Linked DNA regions of Mus musculus: regions 2, 3, 4 and 5 are each linked to region 1. The links are chromatin loops, found by intact Hi-C in ENCODE. Cell type or tissue: gastrocnemius. All regions are shown on one strand. Each heading gives the region's core, and the rest is flanking DNA. Links, peaks and the distances in the headings are about the cores only.

Evidence for each region. Peaks named below come from ENCODE experiments on the same cell type or tissue, not always from the same donor. Only the 100,000 strongest peaks of a DNase experiment are listed, where the experiment ranks them.
Region 2: a loop joins it to region 1, with 14 times the contacts of the local background. A loop is called at or near these places in 34 of 42 quality-filtered maps.
Region 3: a loop joins it to region 1, with 5 times the contacts of the local background. A loop is called at or near these places in 15 of 42 quality-filtered maps.
Region 4: a loop joins it to region 1, with 4 times the contacts of the local background. A loop is called at or near these places in 24 of 42 quality-filtered maps.
Region 5: a loop joins it to region 1, with 3 times the contacts of the local background. A loop is called at or near these places in 27 of 42 quality-filtered maps.

What each region holds. Positions count from the first base shown.
Region 1 is chr6:59,177,404-59,183,835 of GRCm38, reverse strand. No RefSeq gene overlaps it. Among named protein-coding and RNA genes, the nearest start is that of Tigd2, 28 kb to the left of the region's middle. In gastrocnemius, for the core only: a CTCF peak has its summit at 3,249 (motif pointing right); a DNase peak (open chromatin) is centred at 3,255; H3K27ac peaks cover 1,610 bases.
Region 2 is chr6:59,017,046-59,023,477 of GRCm38, reverse strand. The region is part of intron 1 of Fam13a (family with sequence similarity 13, member A); the gene reads left to right. It overlaps Gm52905 (a long non-coding RNA gene), which reads right to left and starts at 3,311. Exons shown (of 2, transcript XR_003956447.1): 1 at 1,686-3,311; 2 at 1-1,034. In gastrocnemius, for the core only: a CTCF peak has its summit at 2,944 (motif pointing left); no DNase peak of the experiment used is centred there; H3K4me3 peaks cover 587 bases; H3K27ac peaks cover 930 bases.
Region 3 is chr6:58,917,770-58,924,201 of GRCm38, reverse strand. Herc3 (hect domain and RLD 3) reads right to left here. Exons shown (of 26, transcript NM_001361966.1): 26 at 3,804-5,489. The coding sequence ends at 5,281. Among named protein-coding and RNA genes, the nearest start is that of Nap1l5, 14 kb to the right of the region's middle. In gastrocnemius, for the core only: a CTCF peak has its summit at 2,411 (motif pointing left); a DNase peak (open chromatin) is centred at 2,396.
Region 4 is chr6:58,607,307-58,613,738 of GRCm38, reverse strand. It overlaps a transcript of Abcg2 not described here. Among named protein-coding and RNA genes, the nearest start is that of Gm45943, 26 kb to the right of the region's middle. In gastrocnemius, for the core only: no CTCF peak of the experiment used is centred there; a DNase peak (open chromatin) is centred at 2,812.
Region 5 is chr6:58,600,360-58,606,791 of GRCm38, reverse strand. It overlaps a transcript of Abcg2 not described here. Among named protein-coding and RNA genes, the nearest start is that of Gm45943, 19 kb to the right of the region's middle. In gastrocnemius, for the core only: a CTCF peak has its summit at 2,931 (motif pointing left); a DNase peak (open chromatin) is centred at 2,848; H3K27ac peaks cover 676 bases.

The DNA.
Region 1 (6,432 bases), core at 439-5,438:
ATTTGTGTTCATTGGAAATAAATTTTCTCTTCTAGTTAGCAGGTATATAGGTGATAAAATGATACTATTCTGAAAAATTGAAGAGAGTGGCTTGTGTTCTTATTTGTAAAGGCAACTAAAGATTCATAGGAAACAACTCTACTTAAGTTCAATGGATACATTTACAACATAACTCCTATATCAAGGCTCAGGAAATATTGAAAAAGAAAAGAAGGAAAACTTGTAAAAGTCAAAGAAAGGGGGACTCTGTTGTAAGATTGTGCCTTGTAGATATGACAGGTAAGCTATATCTATGAAGTCTCAACAGCATGGATGCCTAAACAAGACCTAAACAATTCCAACAGTAATTCATATCCCAGTGTAAGTGGGTGAAATTTCACAAGGCTTCGCACCTAGATGAAGAGTTATAGGCAATTTATAATTCCAAGAAAGGGGAAATTAGTCTTCTACAGGAATGAACCTCCCCATGCCACTCAAAATAGAGTGACCAGTCCTAGAAACATACATACAGATAACACTGAATGGACTAAAAAACCTATTCCTGTTTACATGTATGTATAGCAATACCTATCAATAATGGTTAAAGAGGAGACCATGAATTTGGGAGGAGCAATCGGACATGGGAGGGGTAAAAGGGATAAGATGGCATGACAAATGATGCAAGTATACTGTAAATTTAAAAAACTACTTTCAATGGTCAGGCATAAAGGGTTTTATGTGGCAAGAAGATGGGAACTTGATCTAAGAAGTCTTACAGATAGACGTTAAGCATTTCATCTGTCCAAGCTGTCCAAGTGTGACATCTAATCTAGCTCTGTATGCATGTGTTTGTGTGTGTGCCACTGAAACCAGAGACGCTCATACACTAAGAAAACTCTTTCTACAAGAATATACATCCACCTGTAAAATAATGTGCTGAGAATAAATTTTCTTTTCCCCATCATTGCTTTATTATATCATGTAAAATTATATTTCTTTATATTTTTTATATAAATATTTTATATAAAATATTTCTTTATATTTTATATTTATATTTCTTTCTTTTTTTCTTTTTTGGTTTTTCGAGACAGGGTTTCTCTGTGTAGCCCTGGCTGTCCTGGCACTCACTTTGTAGACCAGGCTGGCCTCGAACTCAGAAATCCGCCTGCCTCTGACTCCCGAGTGCTGGGATTAAAGGCGTGCACCACCACACCCGGCTATTTTATATTTCTAATTTAAAATTTTCGAACAGAGTTGATTCTCTGATTCTGTAGCTTATATGTCCAAAGATTCATCTTGTCTCAGATTGCAAGTGTTTGTAGAAGGATGGCATCCATACCAAACATGTGTAGACTTCTTTCTCCTCACTGGTCCCTAAACAATAAAGTATAATGATTTACCATTTAATAATAATTTACCATTTTATAATCTGTTAAGTATCATAAGTAATCTAGAAATGATTTAAGTTAAATATGAAGGTATATGTAGGTTATTTGCAAATACAACACAATTTTTAAAGGCACACAAATATCTGTGATGTTGGTATTCACAGGGCCATAACCCATGGATATAAATATTAATGGACAATTGTATATATGGTTTCTAGTTGTCAGTAAGCACTGATTATTCAAAACAGAGTGTGTGCAAAAAGTCTCCTCCCCCATCGTCTTCTGACTTTCATCCCAAAACAGGATCAGTCACCATAATATTTGACATGTAGAGGTTTATTTTCTGATAGCTTCTTAAACATATTTTATGCATCTATGAACATTCTACCTTTCCACACAAATACAGCATACTATCCAATCATATTTAGCCATTCAGTTCTTCTCAGAGATACCGCAGATTGCAGAGCTTTGCTCATGTTTCTTCTCCATAATCCCACTCCTTCTGTATCATTTTAAAGTAGTTCCATACTGATGAATTTTGTTTCTCCAAGACAAGGTTTCTCTTTGTATCCCCAGTGGTTCTGAAACTTTCTCTGTAGACCACACTGGCCTGAACTCAGGTATTCGGTACTCACCTGCTTCTTCCTCCTGAGTGCTGGGATTAAAGGTATGTGCCACCACGCCAGGAAACTGCTGTTTAATACTGAATTGCTTTAAATCTCTTACTATTTGGAGATAGCATTTCCCTAATTCAATTTTAACATAATTTCTAGCACAAATGAACGTATCTATAGATGTCCTTGATGTAATCAAACCATACGTGCATGTGTAATCAGTTGCTACATAGGCACTGAAGAGTACACACCCACACCAGGTGGGGAAACTTGGCCAACATTTGAACTAGAGATTGGTTTCCTTTTATCCCTCCGCAGCATGCTCTTTTCTATCATGTAGCCAGATGTTCTTGGATAATGTACTGAGAATTTTAGTGATGTAAATGTGTCATTTCTGACTGGGGTTAAAGTTGAGTCACTATTCCCGTCTTCGGACTGTGCATGTCTTAGCAGATTCAAGATTCACCAAATAAAACTCTCAGCTTGCCTAACTGTGTGTGTGTGGGGGGGGGGGGTGAGGGGGGCATGGCACACACATCTTGAAAGGATACATGATTAATTACTGTGGAGACAACCAGAGCCTCTTTCCTTATGTGGCACTGCCTTTCAATTAAACCAGTGTGCCTGTGTAAGTTTGAAGGACACTACCAAGTTTGAAGGAAAGAGACCCACTTTGATTTACTTTATGAGCTTTGTAGTTTCTTTTCCAAAACAGCAGTATCAGCCCTGTGCCTACAATACAAGTGCACTCCTCTACTCAGTACCTAAGTAACACTGCTGTTCCTGTAATGTAACCACAGGGAGGCATTTAGTTATACTTTATTTCTTCACTGATAATTTAGCAATTTAGCAACATGACATGAAACAAAATTCTTACAATTTTAAGAACAAAACAGCTCATCAAGGTCTATATCAAGGCTTGAAAAAAGACTTTTAATTTTCTTCTTTAAAATTCATATGTTGAGGTTTGGAGATATGGCTCAATGGTTAACAGCACTGGCCGCTCTTTAGAAGACCCCGCAGGTCCTGGCATCTCCCAATTATTTGTAACTCCAGTTCCAGGCAATCCAACACCCTCACACAGACATCCATACAGCCAAAACACCAAGGAACATAAAATAAAATAAAAATAAATAAACAAATAAAATACGTATATCACAGAACATACGATCACCATGGGTTTTTAAACAATCTTGCCCGTAGTGTTTATGCTGTTGGCCCTTCTCTGCTGTTGCTCTATGGTTTCTCTTACACGATGTAGGATTCTACATTGACCACGAGGTGGCAGACAATGCTTATGTATTGTGGTAAGACTTCCTGGGCCAAAGTGGGATAAAATACAAATCATGACTTATGGCCCATTTTAGTTACAAAGATGCATTTCTATCATTATAAACATCTCCATTACATCAAAAAAAAAGTTGTCAATGGCACAGTCTTTGACAGATGTGTCTTTTCATTTCTCAAACACTGTTAAATTTCAGTTTGACAATGACTAAGCTGTGTTCCCTAAAATCCAGTGTAACAGACCTAAAATTTCCTAGGAGTAGCCTTGCTTCATGCAGCTACCTATCTCCTTTGTCACATTTTTGTTGTCACCATAGCTTCTTAAAATTGTTAAGTAGGAAAAATTAAAGGGTATTTAATCTGATTGCGTCCTATGCATTTTTTGAGCTCGCCAGCATGTATGGATGTGACATGTTCACTTGGTAGAGGGATTCTCCCTGTTGAAAATCACTATGATCATGAGAGTGGGTCTGAATAGTTTGCTCCTGAGGAAGGGGTACAGGGCACGTAAAAAGGACAGAGGCAGAAAAAAACATAGAACCTTTGATGACTTCCATGTGGACATTGTCTCTTCCACTACAGTGGTCCAGTGGGATTAGGATCCTTGAGGGTCGCAGACAGTACTTGAAACTGTGTAGTCATTTTGGAACTGCTGGACCTGTTCTATTTTAGGGAAAGTTAAAAATAAATTTTGTTGGAAGGAAAGAAGTCTAAGGTCAAGGCTAAAAAAAATGTAAAAGCAGATGCAGAGGGCATTTGCCGTACCAAAACTACAAGGCAGAAGTGGCCCAAGGGGCCAAGGAAACCTCCACGGACACAGAGGTCCAGACTGGTGGGGTTTGGGCTTTGCCTAGGGTAGGACACTCCTTTTGTATGGGTGCTCAGGGCTTGGTGCTTGGACCTTTCAGAAGTTAGGTGAACGCTGGTGGAGAAAACAGAACAGCGTGTTTGGGTGACTATGTTGAAATCTGAAAATCCTGTGCTTTGTAGAACTTGAGAGAATTTTGTTAGTTATCAGTTGCTTCATAACACACAACTTAAACAGATTAAAACAGTAACATATGCTGTGACGCAGATTCTGTACGTGAGAAATTGGACAGAATTTAGCTGTCTTCTGACTTAGGGTCTCTTATAAGGCTTCGGTGACACTGTCAGCAAGGTTATAGCCATATCAAGACTTGAAGGAAAATATTCTGTCTACACTCATGTAAGACGGCTGTTGGCAAGATTCAGTTACTTGTCCCCTGGTCTCAGTTACGGATTGTTGGATGCCAAAACACAATAAAACAAAACAAAAACCAGCTACTGAGAAAGGGAGAAAGAAGACAGAGCATAGAAAAGGAAAGGGAAGAGGAAGAAATGGAGGAGAAAGAGGAGGAGGGGGAGAAGGGGGGGAGGGGGAGGGGGAGGAAGAGGAGGAGGGGAGGAGGGGGAGGGAAGGGGGAGGGGAGGGTGAAGAAGGAAGGTGAAACAAGAAACTGGGTGGATTACATCTGATTCTCAGTGAGATCACTTCTGTTACTGGAAGTCAGGCAGTAGGTCTAACCTTCAGTGAAGTATACTACATACACGCATATAAGGTATTTTGAACATGTTAATCCTCCCATGTGTACATATGTGTGTGTGTGTGTGTGTGTGTGTGTGTGTGTGTGTGTGTGTGTGTGTGTGTTTTAAAAGAAACTCACTGGTGCTCTCAGTATGCACCTGGTAACAAGGCTATATGCTGGCGCACAGGTAGCCTCTCAGAGGTTGAACCCGTAAAGAAAACTAACTCCCTCCCAACAGCCATCACTGGTAGCTCCTCAGCTAAGGGTAGAACATCATGACTCTGTTCCCCAGTACATTCTGGGATCATGACTAGCTAGAAACTGTGATGCTGTTGTCAGTGGGGTCATGGTCGCAATATGCTGCTGTGTGCAGCAATGTTGTCATGTCCAGAGACACTGTCTCACTGTAGTGATCCACTCACTGTATCTCTTACAATCTTTCCTTACCTTCTTCCCAGATATCCTTGAGGCTTGAGAAGAGTCTGTGTGATATAGCTATCCCATTTAGAGCTGAGCACTCAGACATAGACTCTGCACTTGGATGAGTTGCCTGTGTTCCTCACTATCTGCTGCAAAAAGGAAGTTCTCGAATGAAAGTTAAAAGATCTAGTTATCTGCGGTTTAATGATCTCTCATTAGGAATCAGGGGTGATGCTTTGTGACTTAGCAGAACAAGAGTGTTAGGTTCTCCCACAGTGCCTAGGACCTATCTAGTTCTCAGGTTCTTGGCTCCAGTGACAGTGCTAGTCATGAGTTCAGCCTTATGGAATGCCCTTAAGTCCAATCAGAAAGTGGTTGCTATTTCCTTAACCTTTGTACCAAATTGCACAAGTGGGCCTATCTTGCCAGACTGGTCATTATTGTAATTCACACAGTTTACTGCTGAGTAAGACTGATTGGTGACTATTTTTCTTCTCCGGTAGCTTGCCTAACACCTCCCAGTACTATGAAAACTAACCAGTAGAAATGAAGCCTCCAGGTCAGTACCGGTTTGGTCTCTGTATATTCTATGACTCAAGTACATGGATGGTATCTTTAGTAACAGAGCCTTACAACCCGGTTCTAGAGAAAGCACCAAGAAGAGTGTGAATAATTTGTAAACTTTGGGGGTCTGTGGAACCCTACTGACTGACAACTTCAAAAGTGGTGAATGATTTCTGATACCTGGTTTTTTATTTGATAATCTGTAGCATGTTCTTCCCTGATACCGGATAACTCCACTTATATCCTTTTTGTATATGTGTATGTTTCTATATTAGGAAACTGGTTTTTGAAACTGTATTCCAAGTTAATTATCCCTCCCCATTATTCCCCTCTTGTCCTATGCTCCTTCCTACTTCTCTTGAAATTCCCACTCCATCCTTGCTACTTTCCTGATTCCTGTGGCTAGTCTAGTGTAAGCACACTTCCCTAAGGATTCAAAGCTAACAGCCCACAGAAGAGAGAGAACACCCAGCATTTGGCTGTGAGCCTGGGTTACCTCAGTCAAGATAATTACTTCATGTATCTGCTAACTTCATTTTTCTTTAAGGTTGAATATTCCATTATATTTATACACCACATTTTCATTATCCATTTTAGAGAGAGTATCTTGTGTATTATATGGATGTGTTGCCT
Region 2 (6,432 bases), core at 971-5,970, 160 kb after region 1:
TTTTCTATGGAAAATGGTATTGTCAAAAATCAGACAGTAATGGCAATTTATTGAAAATACTTAGATGAAATGAATTTACTGAAAAGAAACAATCCCATGTATATTTTGTTTGTGCTTTAGCAACAGAAATATGATTTTAAAAGTGTATCATTTTTGGTAAAGAGATTCCTTCAGGCTGGCTGTGGTGAGAGCCAGTGTGGTTGTTTTTCTTTTGCTGTCCTGACATGTCCACTGTAATAGGAACTTGATGTGGTGTTCAGAGTACCTTATCAGAGAATTGATACTTAATGTAGAAGAAAGTGCTGTGTAGAGTAATCTATAATTCTACATTGATTTGGTGGAAAAGTCCCCATGCTTGAAATTTCTAAGAGAACAAAACTAATGTACACTTTTTGGAGTTTTAATATCTAATTGTTAGGTTGGGAACTTTTGTCCTTCCAATGATGTCGGTCCTCAAGATCTCTAAGCAGGTCATGTTTTAGATAAAAAGTATTGGCCATTACTAAGCCCTGTTGTAGCTACACAAAAATAGAATGCCTGCTATGTAGAGCAAAAATGACCATGTGAGTTCCTGAAAACTATTTTACATTGTTGGTCGCTATAGTGAAACTAGAAATCTCAGTGTGCATTGCAGAATGCTGAGTCATGACTTTTGTCTCTCTGGTCACTCCTCACCAGCTCACTGTGCACTCAATGTCCCCTTACTTCCAAGCCCCATGGCAGGGATGATTGATCCCCTGGCAATCTTCACTTGCAGTTTATTTCTGCTTTTGATTATACACTTCTTGAAGACAACGGCCAGGTGTGTATGATGAGGCTTTCTGCACAGAGGTCCCTTGTGAGTCTAAGTGTTTATGCCGAATCGCTCATGATCTTGCAGGGTGTCTCTCTTCAGATCTCAGGCCAATGTCTTTGGCTGTTGTTCTCCATGTTTGTTATAGAAATGATCCCCATTGCTGAGGATCCCATCCTCAAGCTCCCAAAGGAGAGAGTTTATAGACTCGTGCAAGGTTTCAGTGCCAGAGTGCTTGAAACTGAATTGAAATAAATAGGTAAAATATTAGCTTTAAACAAGAAGTAAAGCAATTCATGGTGAATAGTGCATTGAAAATACTGGTGTGAATTCTAGTTAATGATTATAGCTTGTAGAAATCTATTGACAGCTGGTCCATGTAGTAATCTGACACTATGCTGCCTAACATTGGCACATAGCATATTTAATATTATGGCCTTATGGGAGGTATTCTTTTCAGTTTTGCCTGTTCAAACAAAACTTACAACATTGTTTAATGTTTTCTCCTTGATCAAACACTACTGCCCTGCCAGTAAGGAAATTAAGACACAAGTTCTGCTGTCCCACACTAGTGAGGACGCAGAAACATCACCAGGCAATTGCAATGCCATGCGGTAAATTCTGTAATACACAGCAAGATTAGAGTAATAACAGATGCACCTCGATGGATATGTTTCACCCTGTGTTTTATTCAACCTCATCTACGTGTCTGATGTTATTAGAGGGTACACTTGTACTGTAATAATGTCTACCTAAGTTATAATTTTCATAGGTGACTTTTTAGCCTTCCTTTGCATCCCTTCCGAAGGCGTAGAAGATATTTTAATACCCCCGATTTATAACTGAGATGAGAATGCACACCAAGTTAAAGAGTGAGAATGATTTAACGCACCTTGGTCCTCTTTCCAATCTTCTTTTTTCTGTGGAGTTTCCAGCATAGGCTTGACTCAGACATGCGTGGGCTTCAGTGAAAGCTTTGTAGAGATTGAGTGTTCAAATTCTGTCCCTTTGTAAAATTCTCATTTCTTACACTTCATTTCAAATGACCTAAATTAAAAATGAAGTCTTATTAGGTCCTAAAAAGAAAAAAATTCAAATTGTCTCACATTTTTATTTTTTAAAGATTTATATTTATATTTTAATTTTTTGACAGACAGAGGTATGCATGAACCTTTGCAGGTCAAAAAACAAAACAAAACAACATTGGATCCCCTGGGACTCGAGTTACACGTGATTGGGAGCTGACAACTGAAGGCCAATCCTCTGCACCCTCTTCCCTAGTTTTGTTTAAAGATTCTAAAATATTTATATCATTCTTACAGTTCATGATAAAACAACACTTTATGGTCTTCCCTGTCTGTAAGGGTCTTTGAGATCAATAATATGAGGGGAGTAAGAATTGAAAAGAAAGTGAGATTTTCACCTTTGGTGACTAATGTGGTTGCATTTTTATCAGATCCCAAGTCAGCAGACAGCTCAGCTCTTTGAGAGATTCACCTACGATCAGTGTTGCTTTCCCTGCGACAAGTAGTTATGGATCTCTACCAAAATATTTCCTGAGAGAGACGCACCACAACAGGCCCAGATACAAAGGCTTTATGGAGACCTTCACCAAGTCAGCTTTCAGGGCAGTACTTTGATTTGTTGGATTAACTTCCCAATATCCCCTCAGTTTATCTCCACGAAGGGTGATATGGAAGATCATTAGTGTTTGGAATTTGGCTTCCTCTTTTAAATGTTCAGGCATCTTCATGCTTGGGTAAGCATCAAGTACAAGCCTGTGTTGATTTACTAAGTGAGAGGTGGAGGATCATAATGTCTATGGAAGCCTCTTTTTCATCATTTCATCCAGAATATTATAATAGCTTGAATATTAGTTTTTCCAAGGGTGAAGCACGTAAGAAATCCAAGTTTAAGTGGACTTCAAAGAAGACTTAAAGCAACATAATTAATTAGCATGTATTAATGATTCAACATTTAAAACTTTGCTGAAACTTCCTCTCGGTGGGACATATCTGGCCTGTAAATGTTTGTCTTACGAGTATCCTTCAGCAAGTGCATCAACATTGACAATGGGATGACATTTGAGTTCATTGGTAAAAACCTAAGTCACATGGATCCTGAGCTGCTGTGTGGTGTTAGAGAGCCCCCTGCTGCTTGTGGAGGTGATGCCTAACTTGCCTGGTTACTAACCACCCTGCCTGCCAGCCCAATATAAGGAGTTAAAGGCTACCTCACTTCAGACCTGTGTGGGTTGTATATCTGAATTTATTATTTATTGATGATATAGCCTGTATTTGATAGTAACAAACTTGAAAGAAAAACAGACCTATTCTCACTGCGTGGTGACTTCCTTACCTGTAGAGCAGAAATGTTTGCCAATTACTCATATAAAGAAGGTAATTTGGCCAGACATAGTGGTACATACCTTTAACCCCAGCACTTGGGAGGTAGAGACAGGAGGGTCTCTGTGAGCTCAAGGCCACCCTGGTCTGCATACTGAGCTCCAGGACAGACAGAGATAATAATGAGATCTTTTGGCCCTTTCTCAAAAAAAAAAAAAAAAAAAAAAAAAAAAAAAAAAAAAAAACTCCTGAAGGATGTTGTTTTTCAGCATTTAGTGGTTGGGGTTGTACAAGTACAAGGACTTGAGTCAGGAACCTCGGCACTTGTGTTAAAAGCAGGGCATGGCTGTGTGTGCATGTAACTCAATCTCTGAGTGACAAAGACTGCAAGTTCTGAGAGCTTGATGGCCAACCAGCTTAACTGAAAATAACCACCTATGAGATCAGTGAGAAACTCCATCTCAAAACAATAAGGCAGAGAGCACTGTTGATTTCTCATGATACCTGCTGTGTCCTATACTACGACTTCCACAATCATGCACACACTCACACTTAGCCCCTCTTTCTGTCTCTTTCTGCCTCTGTCTCTCTTTTCTTTCTGTCTCAGTATCTCCTTTCTCTCTATCTCTGTATCTGTCTCTCTGTCTTTCTTTCTGTTTCTCCTTTCTCTCTATCTCTGTCTCTCTCTCTATCACACACAAACACACACACACTCACACACACACACAAAACATCAAACTAAATTCCTTGGAACACAATATCTTTTCACCTGTTTCATTCCTGTGCACATATGTTCCCTTGTGGCAATGAGAATCAACTGCCAATAGTCTGTATTATATGGAAACTTCTTAATGACCTACTAGCCTTCCCTTAAGAAGAACTAGAAAAAAGTTAAAGGAACTAAAAATAACTTTCAGTCAGATTTATTGATATAACACTTTTTGTTGTTTTGTTTTTGTTTTTTGAGACATGGTTTCTCTGTATAGCCCTGGCTGTCCTGGAACTCACTTTGTAGACCAGGCTGGCCTCAAACTCAGAAATCCGCCTGCCTTTGCTTCCTGAGTGCTGGGATTAAAGGTGTGTGCCACCACACCCGGCAGATATAACACTTTCATGTCACACATTTTGCCCATTTAGAGCATGTGACTCAATAGCTTTCAGCATATTCATAGAATTGTGCATCAACTGTTGACATTTTCATCACCTAGATAGAGACCCACTATTTAGCTTTCAGTATCATCTCCTTGCTAGGTGCTCTCTCATACCCTTGTTTCTGTGGACCTCTCTTCTCTGGTATATAAACAGAATGGTACGGCTATATCACATGTAGCATCATATTATTGACTTCTTTCCCTTTTCTGTTTTCAAACTTTATCCACATTATGTATGGCATGTACCAGTTCTTAGTTCCTTTTATGGCTGAATATTATTCTGATATAAGTATATCAAATTTTGGTAATCCATTCTATAGTTCATGGACCTTTCCTCCTTTTTTCATAATGTTTAAATACTTAATTGTTTTTGGTTTTTTGGTTTTATTATTTGACAGTTTCATATATTTGAATAAGGAATTTTACTCATATGCAGAAGTAGCATTGGAGAACTCTGAAAATATAGTCTCCACTTTAGGACCAAAAAGATCCTTAGGGGTTTTCTAAATCTCTTTTTATTTCCCATGTGGCTAAACTCAAACTCGGGTAAACAAAATAGTTGCCTAGTCAAGGACATAAAAACATAAAACATATGCAAAATTCCTACTGAGAAATAAAAATAAAAACCATTTATATATAAAAATGATCATCATGGGGTGTGTGTGGGGGGGAGGGTGATTAACAGCAGAATTAAGGGAGAAGACATTGTTACCCAAAAGAAAAAATCCACTAAGCAGTAAAGGGAAGTGACCTGCTCAACCTGTTTCCAGAAGCTTGGAGGTCTGTAAGATAGACACTGTACTAGAGACTGAAAGTAACTCTATGGCCATAGATGACCCCTGTGTCATGATCATTATACACTTGAACTGAAAAGACCATAGGCAATATTAGTAGAAACATCAAACATTATTCTCCACATAATTCCAAAAGGTTTCCATTACAAATGGCAGAAATATTTATACCAAAATATTGTAAATAATGTATTCAGTTAATTGTTACATGCATATATCGTTACAAAGGAAACACATTAGGAAGGTTACCTCTATTAGAATACTCCAATATTTTCCCTAGGCAGGTTTTAGTGCATTTCCTGTAACTATTATAACTGTCAACTTAGAAAAAACAAAAGTACTATTTTATATGCTTATCAAAATTTGAGGTTCTCTTCTAGTTCTTTATATGTTATATGATAATAATGGGTGAGCTTGTTTTATAGCCATCTGGAACTATTTCTACCTTGTTGTGTTATAACATAAGGAAGACTTGTTCAAAAGAGCTAATGCATGTGGGGGAGTACTTAGTCTAAGTACTTCCATTCATTGTAATGGAAACCTTTCAGAACTATGTGGAGAACAACTCCTCTCATTCCTAGTATAGGAGCACTGTTTTGTAGTGGGAAAAGCTCTTCATCATCAACATGAGTAATCAGCTAGAGACTTGGAGAGGCTTAGGAGCTGGGTTCCATTCGGACTTCATTTATTCTCTTCAATAGACACACCAAAATGGGACTCCTAATTCTAAATTGTATGACATGTTTTCAGAGTGCACAACCTGGTAGGTTCACTGGAGGACATTGCAGCATTCACTTTACGCATGAGGATGGCAGGTGAGCTTTATTGGAACCTAGTATACATTCATACACTTTAAAAGTTCTGAGTGACTCTCTTGACCTATGTGATTTTTTTCTGGCACAGATTTGCCTGTATGTCTTCACATTTAATATTCCTTCCAAATTCCACATTGTCACCTTGAGACTACACTCTAAAACCAGTTTGGCCTCCTTCATTGACAGCAGATTTATAATTAGTATTGCCAAACTAGCAAATACTGTATCCCAGGAACAAAAACAACCATTTCTCTGCACGTTTTAAGATCAAATACTTTATAATCTCATACAAATCTTCCCAAACACAAGTTGTTTTAGTCTCAACTTGAAAAAGATGTGTTAGTGGGAAGAGTGGGCCTGGTCAACTGTAGTTAAAAGATAAGTGGCATCCTCAGAGGGTTGTGTGGTGTTTTTGGTTTTTTGTTTTTTAAGTTGGAGCACCTATGTAATTAAATAGGAATAGAGAGTGGGAGGGGTTGGGAGTTGAGAGTGAAAGTTCCTAAGGCCTGGGCTTCGGAAAGCATAAAATAGAAATAA
Region 3 (6,432 bases), core at 435-5,434, 260 kb after region 1:
CCTACGACAGAGGATGGGGTTTAGAGTACACAAAGAACTAAAAACAAAACAAAACAAATACCTAGACATCAAGAAAAAAAATCCAATTTATAAATGGGCATGGATCTAAACATAGGGCTCTCAAATCTTGAAATACAAATGGCTGAGAAAGTTTTTTTTTTTAATGTTTAATATCCTTAGCCATCAGGGAAATGCAAATTAAAACTATTTTGAGATTTCATTGTATCCTAGCCAGAATTGTCAAGTTAAAACAACAAATTCATAGTTAATAGGTATGCAAAGTGGAACAGATCTATGCAGAGAGAGAGAGAGAGAAAGAGACAGAGACAGAGAGACAGAAACAGACACACAGAGAGATGGAAACACACACACACACACAGAGAGAGAGAGAGAGAGAGAGAGAGAGAGAGAGAGAGAGAGAGAATATCATCAATCTTCCACTTAACGCAGCTATACTACTCTTAGGCATATGCCTGAAGGACTCTGCATCTTGCTCATTCACATTCAGTGCTGCTCTTTTTCATACACTAGGCATGATATGGAAACAGCCTAGATGTCCACCAACTAAAGAATGGATAATGAAAATGTGGTCTAACTTATACAATAGAGTATTAGCTTTTATGATAAATAAGTAATGAAATTTGCAGGTAAATGGATGGAGCCAGCTGGGTGGTGGTAGTGCATGCCTTTAATCCTAGCATTTAGAAGGCAGGAAGTATGAGGTGGAGGCCAGCCCAGACTACATAGTGAGTTCCAGGATAGCCTGGACTACACAGAGAAACCCTGTTTCCAAATATAAATATATATATATAATTTATAAATAAGTTATTTATAAATTTATATTATTTACAAATTAATTATATAACAATAAATACATAATTGCATATTATGCTATATGATAAATATTGATAAATATTTTACAAAGTTATAAATAATGTAATTTATAAATAAATAAATGATGGAGCCAGAGGCAATCCTTCTGAGGTAACCTGGACCTAGAAAAACAAACATGACATTTCCTCTCTTATGTTAGCTTTAAATCTTGGTGTATTTGACTTTGGAATACACACAGAGGTTAGGAAACTATTAAGATGTCATGGGAGAGAGATATAATACATGGAGTTATCCTGTAACAGTGGACAACACCACAAATAAAAATTGCAGAACCATGAGTCGGCTACCTCTTTTTGAGTTGTTATCCAGTGGAATCCCTTTGATTCTCCACCCTCCCCCAAAACTTAACAGGCTGTTGCTGAATTTCTTGGCTACCCTCGGGAACTTTTTGGTATTAAGATCCTATTGTTATGACATCATCTATTTGAGTTACAGAACATGGACAAATTAAGATATTTCATCCTGAAGTTTCATCCATAGTGGTCGGCTTTGAACGTGCTGAAAGGCTATGTGGCCTACTGGAAAAGAAACATAGTCATCACTGTGACCCAGCGGTGAACCCTGAAAGCTGCGATAATGACTGTTCTTGCAAGATCTGCCCACTGGTTCAACAGTGCCCTGTGTGTGTGTGTGAGTGACCAACTTCTGTTTGGAAATAAGCTCACTCCAGACTTGGCATTGCAGATGGGGCCAAAAACCTGTGGTTCGTTAAGTTATAGGGCTTAGGTTAGAACCTACTACTATTATTCTGATAAATACATAGTTCTAAAACAACTCCTAATCAGTACTGTGCCCATTGGTTAGTGGTTCTCTCAACCCTCCTCAGAGAACCTTCTGCTTGCAGTAAATTGGCAATTTACACAGAGACCCACAACTAGTGAATGTTCAGAAAATAAAGGATTTTTCAGTCTTCCACCCTGAACAAGATATCTATATCATACTCAAGACTCAGGGGACATCCTGGAAGATAGATTGCAAGACCCAGGGGTGGTAGATAAGAAACTCTTTTACAGATATAACGGGGTAGATGCACACATAAACTGACAGGGATCATGACAGTGTGCACAAGACCTGTGTATAAGCTCAAACCAGACACAATTAGTATACAGTAGGGAGGTGGGTAAAATTCCCACCCCTGAGGAGCCATTGGCATTTGATAACTGCTTTGATAGGAAGAGTCAAATGTTTTTAAAGGTGGGTTTATTTAACACGCCAGTGCACCCAAGAGTAGCTGGGCAACACAAATTGCACTTCACAGCTTTAAAACAAAGAGAATGGGTAAATAAGAAGGTAGGGAAAAGGTGGTAGATCTGGGAAGACTATAATCAAAAGGTGGTGTATGAAATTCTCAAAGAACTGATCGCCATATTTAATGCAAAACCAAAATCCACCTGAGATGAAGCCACGTGTGCATGTGCTGGGTTATGCCTTGGGAGGTCTCTGAAGGAGTCAGTGTGAGAATTTTAGATTGCTTTCTTTACCTAGTAAGGTACTCTAAGAGGGTGACCTCTACTGGACAAACAGTATGTGCCGGGCATGCTCCCTGGATACAGGCTTTGTCATTGTTTCCTTTTTAAAGGAAAAATGACTAAAAGTCCACCTCCAAAAGGTTTCAAAAACAATTTTCTGAACTATCTTCTTTAGTGAGTTAAGCTATGAACTATTAATAAGAGAGCCATGTTTGTAAGAGTTTCCAGCTGTAAGATTGCAGAGTTATTGTTTACACAGATAACAACGTCTATCTACTTTTTTCAGCTTTGGAAATGTGAAAACTTGAATACATAAAAGTCTTAAAACAGTTCGTCACATAAATGCTTATTAGGGAAAAATGTTCCTTACATGAATGGAATGACCTAAGATTAGAAAAATTAAAAATTATCACACACAAAAAAACAAAGGAATAAATTTTGCAATAAAAAATTGAAACAACTTATTTGTGTTCCAAATTTATTTCCCCCAAACCTACTGCTTATTGAAGTTATTCTTTATTGAATGCATCTTAGCATTAAGAAGATACTGTTCCCCTCACTACTTACATTTAGTTTTTTATTACATATATTTATTTGTGTGTGTGTGTGTGTAGGCATGTGCATGCCATGGTACACAAGTAGAGGTCAAAGGACAACTTCCAGGGCTTGGTTCTCTCCTTCCAGCAGGTGGACCCTGGGATTGAGTCACACCCGTCATGGTGACAAGTGCCTTTACCCACTGAATCAGCTCATTAAACCATCTATTAGCTCTGTCAAAGCAATGCATCATACTAACATTACAAATTTATTGAAAGTACTGTCTTGCTGGGCTCCACACACAGATTTTGTACGTGGGCTAATACTAATTAGCATGAGATGTGAGGTTCTGAGTCACTTCAGTGTCTCTCTTCTTCCCTCCCCTTCTCTACCATTCAAATATTCTTTCCCATCTGCAGTGTCTGCCTCCCTCAATGCTAGCAGCGCCTTTCTGCTTCTGTCCTTCCCATTCTAATGCCCGTGAATCACATCATCCACATGCTTCGAATTCACGTCTTACCTCTCCACTATGAACCCCTGAGCACATCCTGTGGAGCTACTCAGAGACATCTGACTCCCAACTCTGGGCTCCGAGGTCCTCCTTCCAGCTCTCCTCTATTGGTCATTACTCTCTTCCTGCTGATTTTCCTTCTGAACTCTCCTAGATTCGTACCTGTGTCTTTCCCCATGTTTGAGCCTTTGCTGACTCCTCTCCAGTTCCAGGAAATGCTTTTTGAACATTAACAACCTTCACCATTCCCATTCTTTCCCATTGCACTCCTATCCATTTGTAGAGCATTGGGCTCTCTCGCCCTTTCGCAGGAATCATTGGATTCTGTGGCTTTATGGCTTAATGCTCCCATGGAAAGCAGAGTGTCCATCCCACAATTACAATACAAACTGTTTTAAGTTAAAACACCAAATTTATTGGATAATATTGAACTATATGCAGACACATAGAAAATAAACATTTTATATAATTGTGTATCTTTTTTAAATGTTATATTTATAAGGACAAAAAAACTACCAATTTAGCAATTGGAGTAACTTTTCAAAACAAAAACAGGAAAAGCAAAAATCTACATTCCTTCATCAAGACTCGGTGCTGCATCACAATCTATAAGTACTTCATTTTAGATAAATAAATACTTTCTCTATCTACTACAGATTTAAAATTAGAATTACATGAACTCTTTGACCATGTAGAATTTTCTTATACAGTGATGAGCAGTTAAACATGTCACTTTTGAGACACACGCATTTGACTTAACATAATCCCCCTGCTGAAATTTCACTGTAAATGCACACTTCACATGTGATAAAACAAAAACTCTATTATAAAGAGTATCTTCATATTTTCACAGTTAGAGACAGAGGTTTAAAAAAAAACTTACAAAATTTAAAATAAAAAAGACAGCATGCATCCACTACCAGAAGGAAGAGGGGAACGGAGTCAAGCAGCAAAGACAAGGAAGAGTAGGAGAGCAAGAGGAAGGGAGGAGAGGGGAGCACAAGAAGAAAGGGAAGGAAGAGAGCAGGAGCTAGAAAGGAATAAAGAAGGGGAAACCTTTATTAATTGTACTGTTCTTAGGCAATATGGAAACAAGAAAATGCAACTTGCATTTCAAAAGTATGATAAAGAAGGTCTACCAATTCACTGTAAATCCACGGGTCATGGCTAACAAGACACATGCAGCCCGCCTGCAACCTGCGGCTCTTGTGTATGTGTGTTTCAGGAGGCCCAGGCAGTAGGCACTCATGACCTATTTCCTTAAAGCAGGACATGTTCATAAAGGTTCCCACAAAGACTCAAGAGCTATGACAAGGCTCAGCTTCTTTGTCTTGGGAGTTCCATCTGTGGGCTGGGCTGGGCTGCAACAAGCCATGCATTTCCAGTGCTGAGGAGTAGGAAATGTTCTGCATGGCGGGCAAGAAGGGACATATCCATCAAGTCACCCCTGTAGGGACTGAGAGGCCAGGAAGAGAGCAGCAAAGCATGGTGAAGAAACATCAGGACTGAGGGACATCTGGGAAACAAAAGCTGAAAACCTACTGCCATTAAATCCAGCAGATTGCAACACATTCACAGATGAAGGAACAACAGGTACCTCGGTTTAAAACAAAACAAAACAAAACAAAATCAAGTCCACTTCCCATACCAAAGCCAATTTTTTTTTTGGCTCATCCCCAACCACTGATTTTTTCAGAAAGACTATTCACTATTGAACCCCAGAAACACCTTGACTAGGGTTTAGGATTCAAAAGTTTCAAACCACTTAAACAATAAAAAAATAGAAATCACTTCCCATGGTATTTTATTCAGCCTCAATGTGGCCACAGAAGAAGGAAGGGATGGATGTCTTAGGTAAGCTGGGGTACCTCAGGCCAAACTAAAACCCTCATAGTTGTCGAGGGCCTGGGTCAGCCGAGCCTTCATGATCTCTTTGCTGCTATACTTAGGGAGGTCAAGAAGGTTGTAGCAGGTATGGGCCACGGGTAAGTATTCCTCCCCAGTGGCTGTGGACTGGATGATGATCTGAAGACTGGCCATGCCATAGATGGGAATCCGGTCACTGCCTGTTAGGAACACTGAGAAGAAGAAAATGGCATCAATGGTATGCAGTCCTCTAAGCAACAGAGAAAGGCACAACATGCTGCGGCTTCCATGGGAACTACAATGCTCTTTAGGTACCAACACATATGCACTAGACATGCCCTAGAGCCTCTATAAAATGCATGTCCTCAGACCTTCACAAAATCAAAGAGGAAAGATATTACTGTCACAGGAAGGCAGCCAGCAAAGAACCCACGTCCTTGTGACCTCAAGACCTTCCCTTTTCTCAGGTGTCTGAAAACTGTTTCCTCTTAGGGATCTATATGCTCATTTCCCTCCTTTCAAAAACCAGAGGACTTGACCTACATGATCTTTAGGCAGTTCACTATTGAGATACATTGTTACTTGATGGAAATAATTAGATTTCCCTGCACAGCATAGACAGAAGCAGCTGTACAGTGCTTTTAGTTGCTGTTTCTGTTTTGTTTTTTTTTTCTCACTGTTAAACTGCCAGAAATTATTAGAATGAACTCATTATCCATTTCTTTCCTTTATTCTAATTTATTTGAGGGTGTGTGAGGGAATGGGGGTTTGCGCCCAGGGTCTTTTGGGTGCTGGGCAAACACTCTGCCACTCTGTGCTAGCCCTCATCAGTCACTTTGAATAAACTGCCATTGCCTAAGGTATATAAACACACCACCATTCTTGCCAACCTTCCAGAATTAATAACACAGCAACAATAACAGACAACAAATTCCTTAAATCCAATCCTTAAATCTCTAACTAGAGATGCCTTTTTCTAGGGAAACTCCCAAGACCAGAAGGAAGGCTTCACCTGAAAGTAAGAGCTTTTCACGTTGACTTGGCAGCCCAACCAACCCTTGATCAGTTCCCATGACCTTGCTTCTCAACAGCTTATGTTCATGAGCAGAGGGGTTCTAGGGTGGTTTTTGTTTTGTTTTTTATTTTCATCCTTGC
Region 4 (6,432 bases), core at 874-5,873, 570 kb after region 1:
TGGAATTTGCACCTATTATCTATATACATACTCTATATACTTTAGATCACCCCCCCCCCAGATTACTTATAATCCTTAACGCAATTCAAGGCTCCTTAAATAGTTGTTACACTGTACTGTTTAGAGAGTGTGACAAACTATATCTGTACATGTCCAATATAATTTTTCTGAATATTTTTGATTGGGAATTGGTTGAATGCAAGAATGAACATCCTGTGGATATGAAGGGACAACTGTTTTGTATTTGGAAACGAAACTCCAAGGCAGGAAACTACTTGGTATCTAGAAGATGGCAAGGACAGAAAGAGAACAGAAAGAAGAAGAGAGGAAGAAGCTGGCCAGGAACACATGGGGAAGAGAGAGAAATGGAGATGAGAGCTGGGGTAGCCTAGCAGTTCAGTTCTTATACTTGGCTCCCACCTAGAAGGCAACTATGCAAGCTGTTGTTAGGTAGTTATTGGGCAGAGCCTAGAAGAATTGCCAACAAGTTATTTTCACAAAATACTTGGAGATGAATACTTTGAATAAATGAATAAATGAAGAAAAGGAACAGTGATGGTGGGTAATATAGGTTCTGACAGTCCATAAGGACTTTAAGATACTTTATAATTTTATTGATTACAATATAACTTGCTATCCTTCCCAGACTGGTCTCAAATTCTTAGGTGAAAATAACCTGACTTTTTATATCTTAAAGGGATCTCTTTATACAGAAATTCTCATATAAACCAGGCATAGTGGCACACATCTTTAATTCCACCAGAGATAGGCAGAGGAGGCAGAAATAGGCCAATCCCTCAGTTTAGGACCAGCCTGAGCTACATAGTGATCCTACATGATAACACTTTATTGAAAAGTATCATAGTTACCTTTATTAGCTGACCTTAACCACAATTAAAATATTTACAGTTATTTTGCAATACCCTATCTGAATAAAGAGTATACTTAGAGCTCTTGCAAAGTAGCCTAGTTTGGTTTCCAGCACCCACATTAGGACGTTTGCAAACACCTCTAACTCCAGCTCCAAGGGGTCTGATGCCTCTGTCCATCGTGGACACACATGTACACTAGTACATATCCATACAGACACATGATTTTAAAATAATTTAAAATATAACTTTTTAGGGCTGGTGAGATGGCTCAGTGGGTAAGAGCACCCGACTGCTCTTCCGAAGATCCGGAGTTCAAATCCCAGCAACCACATGGTGGCTAACAACCATCTGTAACAAGATCTGACACCCTCTTCTGGAGTATCTGAAGACAGCTACAGTATACTTACATATAATAAATAAATAAATCTTAAAAAAATATATAAATTTTTAAAAAAATAATGTACTAACACAAAGGGATTTTTTTTGGTTTTGTTTGTTTGTTTATACAGAAACTACAGAGTTGAGATTGTGTGTGATCAGCTCAAAGACTTCTGAGTTTGAATACTCCTTTGGGTTTTACTAATGTGGAGGTGACTATAATTTATTGAAACTTTCTATCCTATCAAAGTATTCATCTCCAAGAATTTTGTGAAAATAACTTGTTGGCAATTCCTCTAGGCTCTGCCCAATAACTACCTAACAACAGCTTGCATAGTTGCCTTCTAGGTGGGAGCCAAGTATAAGAACTGAACTGCTAGGCTACCCCAGCTCTCATCTCCATTTCTCTCTCTTCCCCATGTGTCCCTGGCCAACTTCTTCTTCTCTTCTTCTTTCTGTTCTCTTTCTGTCCTACTCTGTCCCCCTCCTTTCTCTGCCTCTTCCCATTTTCTAGGTCCCCTTCCCTTCACTCAATAAACTTCCTTTTATACTAGGCCTGTCACATGGTTGTGATTCCTCAGGGGAACACCTTGGCTAGGCCACTGTGGTACTCTCTCTTGCCCCATTATACTGCTGTTTTATGAAACACAACATAACTATTTAGAAGTTCTATGCTAGCATAGAACTCCTAGCAAAGAATAATCACCTTCTGGATGGTTTCAGTTAATATTAATCCCAATTACCAGTGTTTGAAATACTGGAGAACTATGCCATTTCCTGGTACCAAAGACATTTTTCCTAGGGAGAAACAGATGATACAAATATTTGTCATTACCAATCATGTCTATTCTTTTTTACTGTTACCTGGAAGTGATTGTGTAGAGAACATGAGTGTCTCTTAGGAGTGTACCACATGAAACCAATTAATTACCACTCTGATTCATATCTTAATTTCCTATGACCTTAGTTATGACCAGTTGGCAACCATGAACCTAATTAGCCCAAGTATACTTAAATCACTTTCTGGACTTGCTTTGTGAGGCTCAGCCTTTTACCTAGATTCATTTGTATGTATATCAAGGACAAAGTACTTCTGATTAATCAACACCTTATCAGGAATTGATTTAGACATCAAAATAAGTGTTTTTCTGCTTTATTGAGAATAGAAATTAGCATTTAAAACTAGGGTAGGCTAGGGTGTAGCTCATATGGTATAGAGCTTGCCTAGCATGAGTTCAACCGCCAGCTCCGCATAAACTCAGAGTGATAGCATAAACCTTGGTGGACAGAGGCAGAAAAATCAAGAGCTCAAGGTCACCTTAAGTTATATAACAAGTTTGAGGTCAGCCAGTGTGCATGAGGCACTGGATCAAAGACATAAAAACAGGCTGATGAAATGCTCAGTGGGTAAAGGTGCTTGCTGCCAAGCCTGTAGATTTGAGTTTAATCCCTGGGAACCTCATAGTGAAAGGAGAAAACCAACCCCCATCAGTTTTCTGACTTCCATAGGCTTGCCATGTGTGTTCTGTGAGGCAGAAATCAGTCTGTGCCACAGGCTGGATGGCAAAGAGGCTGGCACAGCACTTGCACGTATGTATGTAAAGGACCATATTGAGGCAGACCTGGCACTCATGCCAAGGAGAAGACTATATCAGACACTATACACCCACCCAGTTTTCTTGTATACATCCCCTATTTAATATATGTAATATAATTACACTTTTATCGATCAACTTTGCCTTGCTCTTTTTTTTTTTTTAATAGACTTCCCTAAACAGCACAGATTGTCCTGGAATTAAAGGTCTCCCTGCCCCAGAGCTCTTACCCATCCCTAGACAAGGCACCCAGACACCCCCTACACTAAATCCATGAACCGCACCACCTCCACTCCTCCATTCTGTGGGAGCCTGGTACCTTATCTAGCTAGACACCAGACTCATGATACCAGTTACACTCATCCCCATCACCTGAGAACTGCTTCTCTCCGGGGATGTTACTAGAATCACACCAGCAGCTCTTCCCATTCCTGTGACCTGCCAAAGAACACATGCCCAGCCTATCTTCTTAAGTCCCTTTCTGCCTCCCTATCACACAGGGAGGTTCAATTCGAACCACTAACTCTATCCACCGATACCTAGTACCCTTGTCCCATCCATATCTGGGAAACTTAGATTCCCACCCCAACTCCTTCTTATCACCTCTACCCATTGCTGTGACTGGAGGACTGCCCTAAGCAATGAACAGACACCAGATGCACTAGTGACTCCACCCATCCCCTGCAAATCACCAAAGTATCACAGGTCCTGCACCTGCCTTCCACTTCCCTTACACCTATCCTCCCTTCAGCGAGGGAATTTCAGTCTTGTAACACCAACCCTACTTAAGGTAAAGTCCTAGACACCTCTCCCAGACTCTCAAGGACTAAGAATCAGATAACATTTATGTACAAAAGTTGTGCAATACGATCACCTGGCAAGACTACAAAACAAGGAAGGAGATGAAAGATGGAAGGCTTAACACTGGCTCACAGTGTCTGCTCTTTGGCCAAGAAGAAGGTGGTGTTTGTCACATGAAATACCAAGAAGTATCAGCCATTTAGATTCTAGGAGGTGAGTTTCTATGCACTTTGGTGCCACAAAGTACAGAAAAAAACTAGATGAAAGTTTCAAACAGAAATGTGGTGGGGATGCTTGTCAGGGACAGGTAGAAGATACCTGCCTGTGCTTCAGGTCTCCCAAGGAGCTTTCTGGCCCCCTAGATAAAATGATTTCTGGAGAAGAGGAAGCCTGGACATATCAGCCATGCATTCTGCACATTTGCTCCCAGCGCCATGGCTGAACCAGCTTGTGCAGATGCCTATTCAGAGGCCATGTCTTGGAGTCAGACCGTGGTATCCCTAAACTTCCAGAACTCTGGCTGGAATCCTTACATTTAGTGTAATGATGCACAAAAGCAAATGGATGCAGAGGTGCCCAAGGACCAGAATACAATTTCTCACTGCTTCTCTGGATTTTCCTTTGTACATGGTAACTAGAATCTTTATCAATCAAGTCTAGAAGTTCAGAGAAACTCTAGAAAGCTAACAGTGCTTTCTTGCCCTTAGGAACTAGAGATTGCCTAAGACCCTGAGAGGACCATAAATGTTAAAGCAGTGTTGGCAGGGTTGAGGGTTTCAGAAAGAACCACCCAGAAGCTTTGATGTTTTCAGAATTTGCACATGAAAATTGTTTCCAAAATAAATGATAAATCTGTTGGGGGATGGTCAACATTTACACAAAATAACAGTAGAATTTATTTTCTCATGGGGTAAAAATGAGACTTTAATAATAACTAATGGAGAAAAAATTGTAGTCTTTGGTCAGCAATCACACTTAGGTGGCATGTACCATAAACCTAGCACTATTGCACTGCTCATAAGCACAAGGTGAGGTTAAAGTAAGAAAAGCCATAGTAGCTCAGTCAGCTTCTAAGCCAGCTGTCAAAAGTCTCAGTGGTAACATACAGTTTCTGAAATGGAAAAGCACTTTTCATTCTAGGAAGATTTAGAATTAATCGTAGGAACTTCAATCTTAGAAGGACCCTCATTAAGACACAGATATTCTCAAGGTAGGTCAACACCTTCCATCCTGCAGGAAAGCTCCTTAAGCCCAGGACATAAACAATAGGTATCAGGAAGTCCCTGAAACTAACTAGACACACAAGGCCCCACCCTCTCGAAGCATATAGAAGCACTAAAAACCGCTGAGAGACACTCACAGACCAGCCAGGCCACCTGAGAGACACAGAGAGCAATCAAGCTGCTTAAAAGACTCTCATATAAACTGAGCCATCTGGAAGAGGCTTAGACCAACTGATCTGACAGGAAAGGATACTCTCTGACATACTGACCTACCTTTAGGCTATACAGTACACTAGAATTTTCCAGATTCCATGAGGGATGTTATTTTGGAGAAATGGTTGTCTTTGAGTCATTTCTGCCTGTAAGTAACCCCTCATCCATATTTCTGTAAGCAACCTCAGTAAAACTCAGTGGTTCACCAAGTTAAATTTTGGTGACATCTTCAGTTTGTTCTATCATTAGCTCTCTATCTGAAGTAAGTAACCATTCACTTCTACCCAGGAATGGTATCATATGCTATACTAGTGTAGGGCACTGCGAATTTAGATTAATCATATTTATAATTTATTTATTTTAGATTTTATTGATTAATTTAATCATTTATTTTGAAATGGTCTTTGGCCCAGGCTGCCAATGAATAACCTGATGTTTCTGCCTCTATTTCTTAAAAATGGACATTAGAGGTGTGTGCCACTACACTGATATCAGTTATTTGAGTACTAGAAAAGGCTTGATTTTATGTTTAAAAATGTTAGTGCCTTAGTGTGTAGGAAAAAAATTAGCAGAGTAGCTTTGTCTGAGGTCATTTTCCCAAGTAAGCCCTATTTCAAAGACCTTGGCACATATCTAGAACAGTAGTTCTTTCCCCTCCTAATGTTGAAGCTCTTCATTATGGCTGTGGTGATCTCTAACCATAAAATTGTTTTTGTTGCTTCTTCATAACTGCAATTTTGCTACTGTTATGAACTGTAATGTACATATCTGTGTGTTATGATGGCTTTAGGCAACACCTGTGAAAGGATTGCCCCCAAAGAGGTCGTGACCAATAGGTTGATAACCACTGCTGTAACATGAAGTAAACACAATCTCACATCAGACATTCTGACTCTCTGGCTTTTACAAGCTTTCCAATTTTTGTTTCATGATAATCTTTTACCCTTAGGTATATAGGCTGTTTGCAGACTTAGAACTCTATAGTCAGTTGTGAGGAAGGACTATTCTTAGCAGACTCTGGGTCCCCATGAACATTGTAGGGGAGGAATGATGAGACTGTTGAGCACAAGCAAAAGATAACATTATCTTTATGCAAGCAGAAGAGGTGTAGTTTTTAAAATTAGTGTGTGTGTATGTGTTACTTATATTTTTAGTTATTTGTAACAGCAACTGAATTGGAATCAGTGTGCATTTAGGAAGAGTGGTTGAAAGTTTGGTCTCTTCTGTTTGAAGAGAGAAAAGAAACTATAACTAAAAATATAATTGGCATAAATATCATTTAATGTTTAAGATTAGAATCTTGCCGGGTGTGGTGGCACACGCCTTTAATCCCAGCACTCGGGAGGCAGA
Region 5 (6,432 bases), core at 225-5,224, 580 kb after region 1:
CCCAACCTATCTTCCTGTTTTCATGGAACTTGCAATCATATTTTGCATTTAACTGTCACATATTGCAACAACTTGGGACTTGCTATCAAACTTATTTCCATACAAACTCCTCCACTCTACCAAATTTAAATACGATTGGCAAAACGAGCATAGCTACAAATTTAACCTATCAAAGCTGAACAGGCATTGTTTTCTGTTATGTTCTTTGAGCTAAACCTTAATTTTAAATAGTCTGGAATCAATTTAAAAGTCTCAAAGTATAAGCAACAGAAACCAAAGTTACTTGGCATCATCAGAACCCAATTCTCCTACCACGGCAAGTCCTGGATACACTATCACACTGGAAAGGCAAGATTCTGATCTAAAATTACTTCTCATGATGGGGAGAGAGAACTTTAAGATGGAAATAAATAACTCCCTTAAAGAAATACAGGAGAACATGGATAAACAGCTAGAAGCCTTTAAAGAGGAAACACAAAAATCCCTTAAAGAATTACAGAAAAACACAACCAAACAGACAAAGGAAATGAACAAAACCATTCAAGATCTAAAAATGAAAATAGAAAAAATAAAGAAAGCACAAAGGGAGACAACCCTGGAGTTAGAAAACCTAGGAAAGAGATCAGGTGTCATAGATGCAAGCATCACCACTAGAATACAAGAGATAGAAGAGAGAATCTCAGGTGCAGAAGATACTATAGAAAACATTGACCCAACAGTCAGAGACAATGCAAAACGCAAAAAGCTCCTAACCCAAAACATCCAGGAAATCCAGGACACAATGAGAAGACTAAACCAAAGGATAATAGGTATAGAAGAGAGTGAAGATTCCCAACTAAAAGGGCCGGTAATTCAGTAAAATTATAGAAGAAACATTCCCTAACCTATAGAAAGAAATGCCCATGAACATATAAGAAGCCTACAGAACTCCAAATAGATTGGACCAGAAAAAAATTCCTCCTGTCACATAATAATTAAAACATCAAAAGCATTAAACAAAGAAAGAATATTAAAACTAGTAAGGGAAAAAGGTCAAGTAACAAATAAAGGCAGACCTTACAGAAAAAAAAAAGAGCAAAATTAAGGCTGTGGAAAGAAACAAACGATACACACATTGACCAATTCTGTGGAAAGACTGTGGGCCACAGGGTATTTGTGTTTCCAGTACCATAGTGTTCTTGCATAATAAAATAAAGTGAAAATAAAAATAAAAATAAAGTAAAAGTGTAAGCAAAGCTAGTTTACTCAAGCAAATGGCAAGTGTTCTCATGCAGTGGGGGCAGGAGAGTGGGGGAGGTATAGGAGGAGAGGGAGAAGGAGAAGATGAGAGAATATAGCAGTACAGCTTTGCCACAGATAACTTAAGGGCAAAACAGTAACTTCTGGTATTTGCTATTTTCACTAATTATCCATGCCTTTTTGCCTGGGTTTTAAGAGGACTGAAAGGGTTGCCTGCGTTTGTGCCTTGGTGATAAGTCCTTTATTTCTGAAACATGTCTGTTCTGAAAATCTAAATACTGTGCTCATTTAAACGTGTGAAGGTCTTCACACGTTTAAATGTTAAATCACATACAAACTAAATATCCTCTGCTTGAAATAAAAATATGTACTACCTACTTTTCTTACACTGTGATAAAATACTTTAACAAAGGAAACTTTAGGAAGAAAGGGTTTATTAGTCTCTGAGCTTGAGGGCATATTGCATTATGGCGAGGCAGTTCTGGCAGCCGGGACATTTGATCACACTGCATCTGCATCCAGGAAGCAGAAAGAGATGGATTCTGGTGCCTAGCTTGCTTTCTCCTTATTCAGGAGAGAGAGAGAGACAGAGAGAGAGACAGACAGAGACAGACAGAGACAGACAGAGACAGAGACAGAGACAGACAGAGACAGAGACAGAGACAGAGGGATAGAGACACAGAAAGAGAATGAGAATGTTTTGGCTAATTAAAAGATAAAAAAATTTAACAGAAATACTTAAATAGAAAAATCATTTGTGAGTCTTGAGATAACTCAGTCAGTAGAGGCAAACAATCACAGGACTGGAAATCTGTGTTTGATCTGTGGATCTCACAAGGTGGAAGGAAGAGAATCTATACCTTAGAGTTGTCCTCTGACCTACAGAAGTGCCAGGCAGGACCCCCCTACACACACACTCCAAAGGGGTCTGGACATATGGGTTTTAATGTACTTAGCATGAAAGGCGTATCTAAAACTAAGACAAGTTCAGAAGAATTGCCATAGAAGACAAAAACCAAAGCTGTTAGAATTTAAATACTTCAGGCTAGTTTTGGATGCCCTACCTACTTTTCTGAATGCAACAATTCTCTTATTTGAAACATTGTCTCATTATATCAAAGGGAAACATGAAGTGTGCAGTAAAGATAGTTAGGGAGGTGGAGTAAAGAGGAGAGGGTTTCCCCACCATCAAGGTGAAGGCCAGTTTGTCCACTTTCTCCGTTTTCATTTTAATTATAGAAATTAGAGCTTTGGAGCTGGAGAGATGGCCGAGCCACTAAAGACTAGGTTCACAAACAAAAATATAAGAAGTTGGAGATTTGTATGGAGAGCAGAACACATGTCCTAGTTTATGTGGCAAATTCTCACTTACACATTTCCCCTCTCCAATATAAATAGTGCCTCCTTCCACTACTTGAAGATTATCTCAGCTACAGATGAAAACTAAAAGTACCTAAGTACATACAAGCAGCACTAACTGGATATTTGTTTCAGACGTGTGTGTGTGTGTGTGTGTGTGTGTGTGTGTGTGTGTGTGTGTGTGTGTGTGTTTATGACATGAAGCTGAGGGGAAAATGTGCTGGGGGTGAGTTCTCAAGGGTCTGGAGGGGGGCCCAGTAGAGTATGTATATACTCAACCTATATTGTATACACATATGAAGAGAAGAAGAATCATTTGCTTGACTCTGGCACCCTCTGGTGATTAAAGCATGAAACATCTTTACACAAACAAGTTTTCCTAAAAGCATTAGGACATTCACATTCTGATGTTGCTTATTCCTAGAGGAGAAAGTAACACGAACTATTAACATTCCAAATTGGACCATCTAACAGTCCTCACTAAACCTCAGCTTTGAATTCCACATCCTTAAACTTTGTCCCTATCGGAGTCTCACCACCACTGCCATCTTTGACACTGTCCAGCATGCCTTTTGTCTCAGATCTTAGTAACTCAGTACACAGATGACCTTCCCAACACTCTTCCCTGCTTCTGCAAAGTTCTCCCAGGTAATGTCTTGGGGGTTGCCACCTCCAATTTCTCTCCCTTTCAAGTCACCATTAGTAACCCAATTCTTCCTGGAGACCCCTCAAGAAGCTCTCAAGAACCTGCTCACCACTCCCTCACTGTGCTGCATCCTGTGTGGTCTTCTTTAGTTCCCATGTTCCCACACCTGCTGAAAGTCCACAATCTTTTGTTGTATTCACACCTCTGAGAGCACCTAAACTCCCTCTTTTACCTAGGCAGACTCTAGACAAAACCCACTAACTAACTTCTCTATTTTTTTTTCATCCTGCATGAAACTGGGGAAAACATATAAGAATAATGACTCATCTGAGTTTAAATTCAGGGTCAAGAATTCTGATGTCTCACTGGTATACAGCTGATACTGTATGGCAGCTAGCCTTAGCCTTTTGCAGTCTCTCTCTCTCTCTCTCTCTCTCTCTCTCTCTCTCTCTCTCTCTCTGTCTCTCTCTCTCTCTCTTTCTGTGTGTGTGTGGGGGGAGGGGGAAAGAGAAAGTCTTGCTATGTGCCATCACTCCTGTCCTTGTCCTTATTTTCCTATTTCAATAGTCATCTGATTCATTCATTCATTCATTCATTCATTCATTCATTCTCCCAATCATATTCACCCCCCCATGCACATGTGTGTATCATTCTTGAGTGATAATATCATTTCCTGCTTTACTGAGAAAATTGAAGCAAAGGGGAACTTTGAGATTACTGGCAGTGCCCACCTTACTGTAATGAGAGGAGCAGTCTACCTTTCTAAGTAAAGGCCAGGGCAGCTGCTTTGCATCAAATCCCATTTCTTTCCTTGCTCAGTGACAGCCCTTTCCCCTTTCTCCTCTGTGTCATCTTATAAATATGAAGTCTTCCAGACCACTTGGCACAGCATAAACATGTTGGTATTTATTTACCCCATCTTCAGTCGTTCTCTCTTTTTTTTTTCTTCTTCAGTTTTTTCAATCGTTCTCTTAATCCCACATTTCCTTCCAATTGTTCTATTGCTCTGCTCTCTTTTACAACAACACTCTTCAAAAACCCCCACAAATTCCATCAGCTCTCTAGTCTTGTCCTTGGGTTCTCTTTCAAACCCACTCTACTCAAACAAAGAGATTAGTAATAAATTGCTGACCTAAATGTGAGATGGTTTTGTAGGCAGCAATAAATATCTGGACTAACTGTCAGAGACAGAAACTTGGGCCTCCTCCAGAGGGAGTGACCTCATCCTAAAACCATGCTGCTTTAGGAGTTGTCCACTTAGGAAGAGCTGGGGATGTGTGGTTCTTGGGGGTTGCAGTCATGAAAGCTAAGTATGGCCTCTCCTATCTGTAATCCCACCGCTAAGGAGGCTGAGTCAGATGAACAGCAAACAGCAAGTTTAAGGCCAGCCTTGGAATCCCAATCACCCAAAGAAATTAAATCAAAGTCATTGATGAGAGCACAATTCCCAAGGAATTAGACCCCAAGGATTTAGAATATAGCATGTTGGTGGAATAATGAAGGTGGCAGTAACAGTTTAAAAAGGATAGCTAATAAAGTTCTAGAGTCCGCAATTGAAAAATCAGAAAATCTCTAACAAAATTTAGACAAAAGATAGCAACATTTATAGAAATAATGGGCCCATTATGTTCAGCCAGGAGATGGGGCATGTCCATCTTCAACTTGACTCTCTGGGATAATACTTCCATCAGTACATTAAAAATTCACTGATGAGAGTCAGCAGGTGGCATAGAAGCTAAAGACACTTGCTGTTAAGCACAATGACCAAAGATCAATCACTAGGACCCACATGGTGGAAGGGGAGAATCAACTCCTCCAAGTTGTTCTCTGACCTTTACATACGCTCTATAGTATCATCGCATGCACCCCTAACCAAATAAATGTTTAAAAATGAATAGATTGGAACTAGAGAACTGGATCAGCTGTTAAGAGTGCTTGCTGTATAATCATAAAAGTCAGAGTTTGAATTGCAGCATCTATGTTTCAAGTTGGACGACTCATGTATGCCTGTAACCCCCACTCTCGGACGGGCCAGAGACAAGAGAATGACTGGGGATTTCTGGCTTCCATCCTACCAAGAAAATGAGTTTCACATTCAGGCAGGGATCATGGCTCAAAGAAGTAGGCACAGGGTAATAAAGGTGGGTATGTTGACTCTCTCTTCTGGCCTCCATGCATGTAGATAAATGTGTGTACTTACAATAAGAATGCATACACTTGGACAGACACATATACACATACATACATACATACATACATACATACATACATACATACATACGTATTTTAAAACTGGTAGCTATGGCTCACATCTAATAAATGCTTTGGTGAGCCAGACACAAAGAAGACATAATAATAGATGACTTAAATCTGAAGAACTCTGTAGGTCAGACAGAATGGTAGGTGTGATTGACATGGAAATGGATACCCTAACCTCAGGATGACAGCAGTGATCTCAAAGGTCAGCAGGTACAGCTTCACTGTTAGAGAGACTGTGGTACAACTTCCATGGTAAGCTAGAGGGATGAGAGGTAACCAGACTTCTCTGACCTGTTGTTGTACTCTATGGCAAGAGCATAATGATCATGGGTCTGAGATCCTCAAACATACACAGGGAAGCAGAAACTTAGGGGGCAAAGCATGCCTTATACCCAATACTCAGCACTAAGTCCATGCAGAGACTGAGAGCCCTCTGAGGAGCATATATTGGAAGATTTTCTTTTTTCTTTTTCTGTAGTGATTCTTTTTATTTTTCAATTTTGAACACACACACATATAAAATATACTTTTTATCTTTCTCCTCATTATCCTCCTTTCCTCCCACCCTCCACTAAATTTTGTCTTCCCCCTTCTGGTTATTTTGTGTGTGTGTGTGTGTGTGTGTGTGTGTGTGTGTCTGTGTCTGTGTCTGTGTGTGTGCACGCGTGTGTGGTTTATATGTGTCCCACTGTATTTAATTAGGATTGCTTGCATGGGGGGAGGGAGAAGGAGATTATTAACAGATACAAATGGAACCTGAGTCTTAGATTAAAATTATTATACAGGAGATACTTATATTTAAAAAGTGTGTTTTATTTAATAATCTTACATAAGAAGTACAATTGATCCTGGTTGAGAACTACTGATAGAAACTAGTATTTATCAATAGTTACATGTGGTGAGCCTCAGTAAATGTCAATTCTCAGGGT